Regions from separate parts of the Mus musculus genome. Here region 2 is linked to region 1. The links are chromatin contacts, found by POLR2A ChIA-PET in ENCODE. All regions are on one chromosome and are shown on one strand. Each heading gives the region's core, a stretch centred on a gene start or an enhancer-like site at or near the end of the contact. The rest is flanking DNA. Distances are from core to core; before and after follow the strand shown.

Region 1 (3,045 bases), core at 232-2,731:
CAGGATGGAATGGGAACCTAAGTCCAGGAACGCAGGACCGGTTCCCGTTTCCATCACCTCCGGTCCCCACTGGCCAAATAGACATCAGAAAACACTATGTAGGATGGTCCACAAGGACAGAGAAGGAAGAGACTAAAAGACACCGGGAGTCTGTGGCAGCAGAAAAGGTAAAGTTGAGGGACGGAGAGAAACTTGGAGAAACTCCATCTCTGGAGGAGCGTGGAGCCCTGGCCACCCCTGGCTGGCTCCCCGTCTTCTCCACCCCGCTTGGCCAGAGAGCGCCCTTCAGCGGAATTCAGACCTGTCGATACCCTTGAGCAACTTGCCCACGTTCGCTCTCATCTGCTCAAACATCGCCATGATCACTGTTGCCTTCGGCAGCCTCAGCTGGAGTCGAACACCAGGCACGGTGCTTAGCACTAGAGGACCGGAAGAGAGGTGTAGGAAGCGGAACCTGCGTCACACCCTCCCTCCAGCTCCTACAAGGAAGGCAAAGGGAAAGGCGCTTTCAGCACCAGCGCCGGTTGTTTTTTTTTTTTTTTTTTTTTGTCTACCACGTGATTTCCTTCCAGCAGTTGTAACTTGCGCATGCGCAATGAGCTCACTTAAAAGAGACCAATAGCGTGAGAAAAGGTTTAGTCTGCCTTACTACGCAGGCGCCAGGAGGCGGGCTAAGCTTTTCCCGGGCCGCGCAAACTTAGTACTTAAGCTTCTGACGCGCGTGCGCTGGAGTTGTACGGGGAAAGGAGACTTTATTTTCTCTACGCATGCGTAGCCTTAAGCGTTTAGCCCCGTGAAGGGTTGCTGTTTCCTTTTCTTTGAGTTTAGTCGGGTGGGAGATGCTCTCTGAAGCCCTTCTTGTCTCCGACTTGGGTGCCTGAGACAGCATCTTGTATGTATCTTCACTTCCTCGCTGGTCCCCACTCGGTTCCGTACTGCTACAGTGCTGTTAGGAGGCCGGGAAGGCAAAAGACACCTGTAGTCTCCATCGGCTCTGCGTAGGGGCTACTAACAAGTGTTCCACGTCTGCCACAGATTCCCTACACGTTTGAAGCGTTGCACAGACATGTGCCATGCGGGCAGGTGCCCTGAGCTCAGCTGTCACTTAAGTCACATGCATGTGTCACGAGTAAACAGGTCTTCTGTGAAACCTAGCCAGCTTTGTGCAGACCTGCAACCTCTGGCTTGATTCCAGATCTTCAAGAACCCAGCAGAGGTTCAACCGTAACCTATGACTCCTCCCAAAATAGAGTGTTGGGGAGAGGGTGCTAGGTCAGCCCCAGGTTGCATTTAAGAACTTTTGCATCTTATTTACATAGTGTCCTTCAGTGGGTAAAGGGGAGTCCCATGGGTCCCAAGGCGATCAAACTCTCAGAACCCAGGGGACGGGGGTGGAGCCCTCTGTGCAGCCCTCTGCACAGCCCTGCAGCTGGGGCAGGAAGCGAGAGTGGGGAGGGGGAAGGCCACAGCCCACAGAGTCAAGGCGGGCCCAGGACTTGTGTGGAGACAGAAGGTAATACCAAAGCTTGAACCCTGAGGCCCTGTTGGCCCCCTGGGCACTGGCCCAGCCCCGGCCTCCAGGAATGGCCCTTGTGGACCCCGACATTTTTAATAAGGACCCTCGAGAACACTATGATCTACTGCAACGACTGGGTGGTGGAACTTATGGAGAAGTATTCAAGGTGAGAAAGCCCTTCTGTCTCCTCCACCACAACCCTGGGATAGTTGGGGAGAGGCTGGCAAGCAGGAGTGTAAGAGAATGCCAGGCCTTGGCCTTGGTTCAGAGATGCTGAGGATGGCAAGCTATGGAGTCTGCCTGATGACCAACTTCCCCTTTACAAGGCTCGCGACAAGGTGTCTAAGGACCTGGTGGCTTTGAAGATGGTGAAGATGGAGCCTGGTGAGAGCACCCCCAGAAACTTCTTCCCCATCCCCGCCCTTTCCTTCCTGGGATACAGGGACATTTCTGTAAGCCCCCGCTTGTAGCCCACCTTCGCTCTCCGGCCCCTCCCCACAGATGATGACGTCGCCACCCTTCAGAAGGAGATTCTCATGCTGAAAACTTGCCGGCACGCCAACATCGTGGCTTACCATGGCAGTTACCTCTGGTGATGTCTTAGCCCATCCCCCAACCCCAGCCCCTTAACTCTGACCAGGTCTCCACTCCTAAACTACCATTTGTGACCCAGATACCCTAACTTGACTTCCAACCTGAGGACTTTCACTTTTAATTGGGGCATCCCAGTCTGATTCCCAATCTGAAATTCTGCCTTTCTTACTGAGTGCCTGCTAATTTTTAAGGGCTAATCTAGAACCCTCCTCGTTGTTGTAATCAAATCTCTCACTAGTCTGCTCCCTGCATCACCCATTTTTATTCTGCTTCTTTAATTTGAGCTCTCAAATTTCTTGGCTCCCAAGATAATATCTCAGCTGCCTCAATAATGGCATCTTTTCCTCAAACCCGGGATTCTTTGTCTTGTCTGCTTCGCCATGGGTTCTCTGCCCTGTCCCCTAAATTACCTTGGGGTGGCAGTGGGGTGCTCTTGGGTTGGAACCCAAAGACCTAAAAATTGCTCTGGAATACACACTTCCTGGCTATCCTCAGCCTCTGCTGTCATGGGAACAGGACACTGTGTGGTGGGCGGGGGAGTGAGATAGCCCCGGGAGGTCTCACTACCATTGTAATCCCTGCTCTCTTGACGCCCTATAGGCTGCAGAAGCTGTGGATCTGCATGGAATTCTGTGGAGCTGGTTCTCTCCAGGACATCTACCAAGGTTAGAAGGACAAGGGGACAGAGGCCCCCTTCCACCACCAGTCCACCTCTCCTGTCTCTCTCTGTGCTTGTATCCTGGAAGCTGACTTCCCAGTCTACACCATACCATCAGCCCGTGCACTTGGCTGTTGCTGGGGATCCCATGATGGCCCTGCCCTCCAGCACCTGTGGGTCTTGCCTGTCTTTTCCTGGGCAATAATCCCCTTCACTTCCATGTCTCTATCTTTGTCTGGATGTCTATATTTTCTTGCCAAAAATTATTCCTGGGTTG
Region 2 (3,045 bases), core at 315-2,814, 160 kb before region 1:
CAGCCATTTGTTCCAGGGTTTCTTTTTGTTGATAAGAGGCAACAACTTCCTAATTTCTTAGCTGAAACTAGGGTGTCCTTTCTGCTCACATTTTAGTATCTGCATAGGATTTTCCAACAAAAGGAGGATAAAACATTACTCCTGGTAGTTGCTACATCTGTCCCTTGTGTGGGTGGGGTGGGGTGGGGACTGCCTACCTCAGCTGTAAGTCTGGGTAGCAGACATCCCCTACTGTCCCACTGGCCCAGAGACATCTGTTCACCCTCTTGGCAAACATCTCCCTAAGGAGCACACTTAGACGGTATTTTATGCTCTTGGGTAATACTTTCTCAGGCTTTTTTTTTTTTTTTTTTTTGGTATGTCTGTTTTGAAAATATAGCCTTTGCCAGGTGGTAGTGGTAGCACATGCCTTGAATACCAGCACTGGGGAGGTAGAAGGTGACAGATCTCTATAAATTCGAGGCCAGCCTGGTTCACAGAGTTCCATGATAGCCAGAGCTACACAGAAATTGTCTAGAAACAAACAGCATATTATTATATTTATTTAGACAGGGTCTCTATAGTAATGGAACTTGCTATGTAGAAGAGGCTTGTCTTGAACTCGCAGAGATCTGCCACCTGCCCCTGTCTCTGTCTCTGTCTTTTTGGTTTTTCGAGACAGGGTTTCTCTGTGTAGCCCTGGCTGTCCTGGAACTCACTTTGTAGACCAGGCTGTCCTGGAACTCAGAAATCCGCCTGCCTCTGCCTCCCCAGTGCTGGGAGTAAAGGCATGCGCCACCCTGCCCGGATTTTTTCCCTTTTTTTTTTTTTTTTTTTTTTTTCTTTCCCTGCCCCTGTCTCTTGAGTGCTAGGATTGAAGGTATGAGGCACCACATTGAACTTCCTTGGGTTCTTTTCAGAGTCTTTGTTGCGGGGGCTGGGTGTAGGATGATCCCTTCTCAGGAGGCAAAAGGTGGAGGATACTTGAAGTTACAGGCAAGCCTGGGGTTTTATATAGACCTTACATAAATCAGGGAGAAGAGCCTGGGGATATGTTCGGTGTTAAATGTTTGCCTATGTTGCCTCAGTCCCCTCGCACCACAAAACAAAGGAGGGTGGCGTTAGAGCCATTTACTCCTGCCTACGCACTTCTAAATGTCCAGTAACCTTGAATCCGTATAACTTCCCTGGTCCAGGAGCCAACTTCTGGCGGTAAGGGAATAAAAACTGCTTAATTCTGGCCAGCCGGTATCCTAGCAACTAAACTGCTGCCCTTCTGTCCTTGACTATTTCAGTTGTCTGCATTTTGTTCCAACACAGCGTTGTGATGAACTTTATACACAATTTTCCAACAGCACTGTGAAATATTTTCTCAGGCCAGCGTCCCACTGGGCCAAAGGTTTAAGCAACGTCCCAAACACATGAGACACGAAGGAGTGCTTTTTTTTTTCGTTTGCCCTTAGTAAAGATGGCGAACTAGGTGGGACCTCGCTGCTAAAGGGCGGTGGCCGCGGTGGCTTCGGTGCCCTTGACCAACATGGCGAACGTTCGTGCCCGCCCCCTAAGTTTTTCTTCGGGAGTAAGTCGCACAGCTCCGGAGCTCCAGAAATGGCTACCGCGATGACAGTTTCCAGTAAACTCCGCGGCCTGCTGATGCAGCGTGAGTTACCCCTTAATCCGTGGGGGCTCGTTTTTGTGTCGTCTTGTTATAGCGGCGATAAGACGGGAAGTCTGCCTGGGTCGCTTTAAACTCAGGAGTCCTTTTGTAATTTAAAATGAAATTATAATTTTTTAGGTCTGTCTTTCAACCTGAATTCTTTGTCCCCAATCTTGGGTCATTTCCACAAACAAGGGTCTAATGTAGTCTCAGACTGAAACTTGGTTTTTCGAGACAGGATTTCTCTGTGTAGGCCTGGCTATCCTGGAACTCTCTGCAGACTAGGCTGGCCTCGATCTGAGATCGGACTGCTTCTGCCTTCCAAATGCTGCCTCCCAACCACCTCCTGGCTTGCATACCCTAATCTTAAAAGTTATGTCTGGTCATGCCAGCGCCCCTAAAGAGCATATACTGTTAAAATGTCCCCATTCTAGGCTCTCAAAGTCTCTTCCTTGTCTCCCCAGAGCTGAGAGGTACCAGCCAGCTGTACTTCAACATCAGCCTTCGATCTCTGAGCTCCTCTGCACAAGAGGCCTCCAAGAGAGCCCCCGAGGAAGTCTCAGACCACAACTATGAGTCTATTCAAGTCACAAGTGCCCAGAAGCATGTTCTCCACGTGCAGCTAAACCGGCCAGAGAAGAGGAATGCCATGAACAGGGCTTTCTGGAGGTCTGGCCTGCAAGCCCACAAGCCTATCTGCTAGAGGAGACAGAGGTGGGCAGGGACAGGGGCTTCCCACTCCAGATATAACCCTTTACTTCTTATGCCTCTGCAGGGAGTTGGTGGAATGCTTCCAAAAGATATCCAAAGACTCGGACTGCCGGGCTGTTGTAGTCTCCGGTGCAGGAAAGATGTTCACTTCAGGTACTTGTCTGCCTGCTGGCGCCTCTCCCCCTGCTGGGGCAGCCATGCTAGCAGTTTTCTTTGCTGATTTTGTCACTTACTCTTTTTTTTTTTCCCTCCCCTGGCTGGCCTGGAACTCTCTATTTAGACTAGGCTACTCTAGAAGTTGAAGTAATCCTCCTGCCTCAGCTTCCTAAATGTTGATGCTGGGATTGTAAACATGACTCAATGCTTTGGCCTCCTTTTGTTTCTAGAAGGAAACAAAAATACTGGGCCGGTGGCATGTGCCCTTAGTCCCAGCACTGGAGTGGCAGAGGCCAGTGGCTCTCTGGGAGTTCACGGCCATCCTGGATGACAGAGCCAGATCTAGGACAGCCAGGGCTGCACGGAGGAATCCTGTCTAGAAAAACCAAAAAGAAAAAGTTACTTTTATTTTTGTGTGCGCGTGCATGCACACGTGTGCAAAAGTTAGATGACGGCTTTTGGAAGCTGGTTCTATCCTTCCCCATGATCAAGTGGACCTGGATGCTGGTCCTGCTCGCCTGCAAGCCTTCAAACTCCTTTTC

What was found. ChIA-PET counts read pairs that join two places held with the same protein, here RNA polymerase II (POLR2A).
Region 2: POLR2A ChIA-PET joins it to region 1 with 11 read pairs in Patski. The contact joins the promoter of Ech1 here to the promoter of Map4k1 in region 1. POLR2A ChIA-PET finds 5 or more read pairs at or near these places in 4 of 5 experiments (Patski and embryonic stem cell).

What each region holds. Positions count from the first base shown.
Region 1 is chr7:28,981,373-28,984,417 of GRCm38, forward strand. It overlaps Map4k1 (mitogen-activated protein kinase kinase kinase kinase 1), which reads left to right and starts at 1,482. Exons shown (of 32, transcript NM_008279.2): 1 at 1,482-1,682; 2 at 1,843-1,900; 3 at 2,018-2,108; 4 at 2,711-2,775. The coding sequence starts at 1,584. Eif3k (eukaryotic translation initiation factor 3, subunit K) reads right to left here and starts at 516. Exons shown (of 8, transcript NM_028659.3): 1 at 302-516. The coding sequence starts at 360.
Region 2 is chr7:28,823,774-28,826,818 of GRCm38, forward strand. It overlaps Ech1 (enoyl coenzyme A hydratase 1, peroxisomal), which reads left to right and starts at 1,565. Exons shown (of 10, transcript NM_016772.1): 1 at 1,565-1,639; 2 at 2,101-2,305; 3 at 2,412-2,500. The coding sequence starts at 1,588.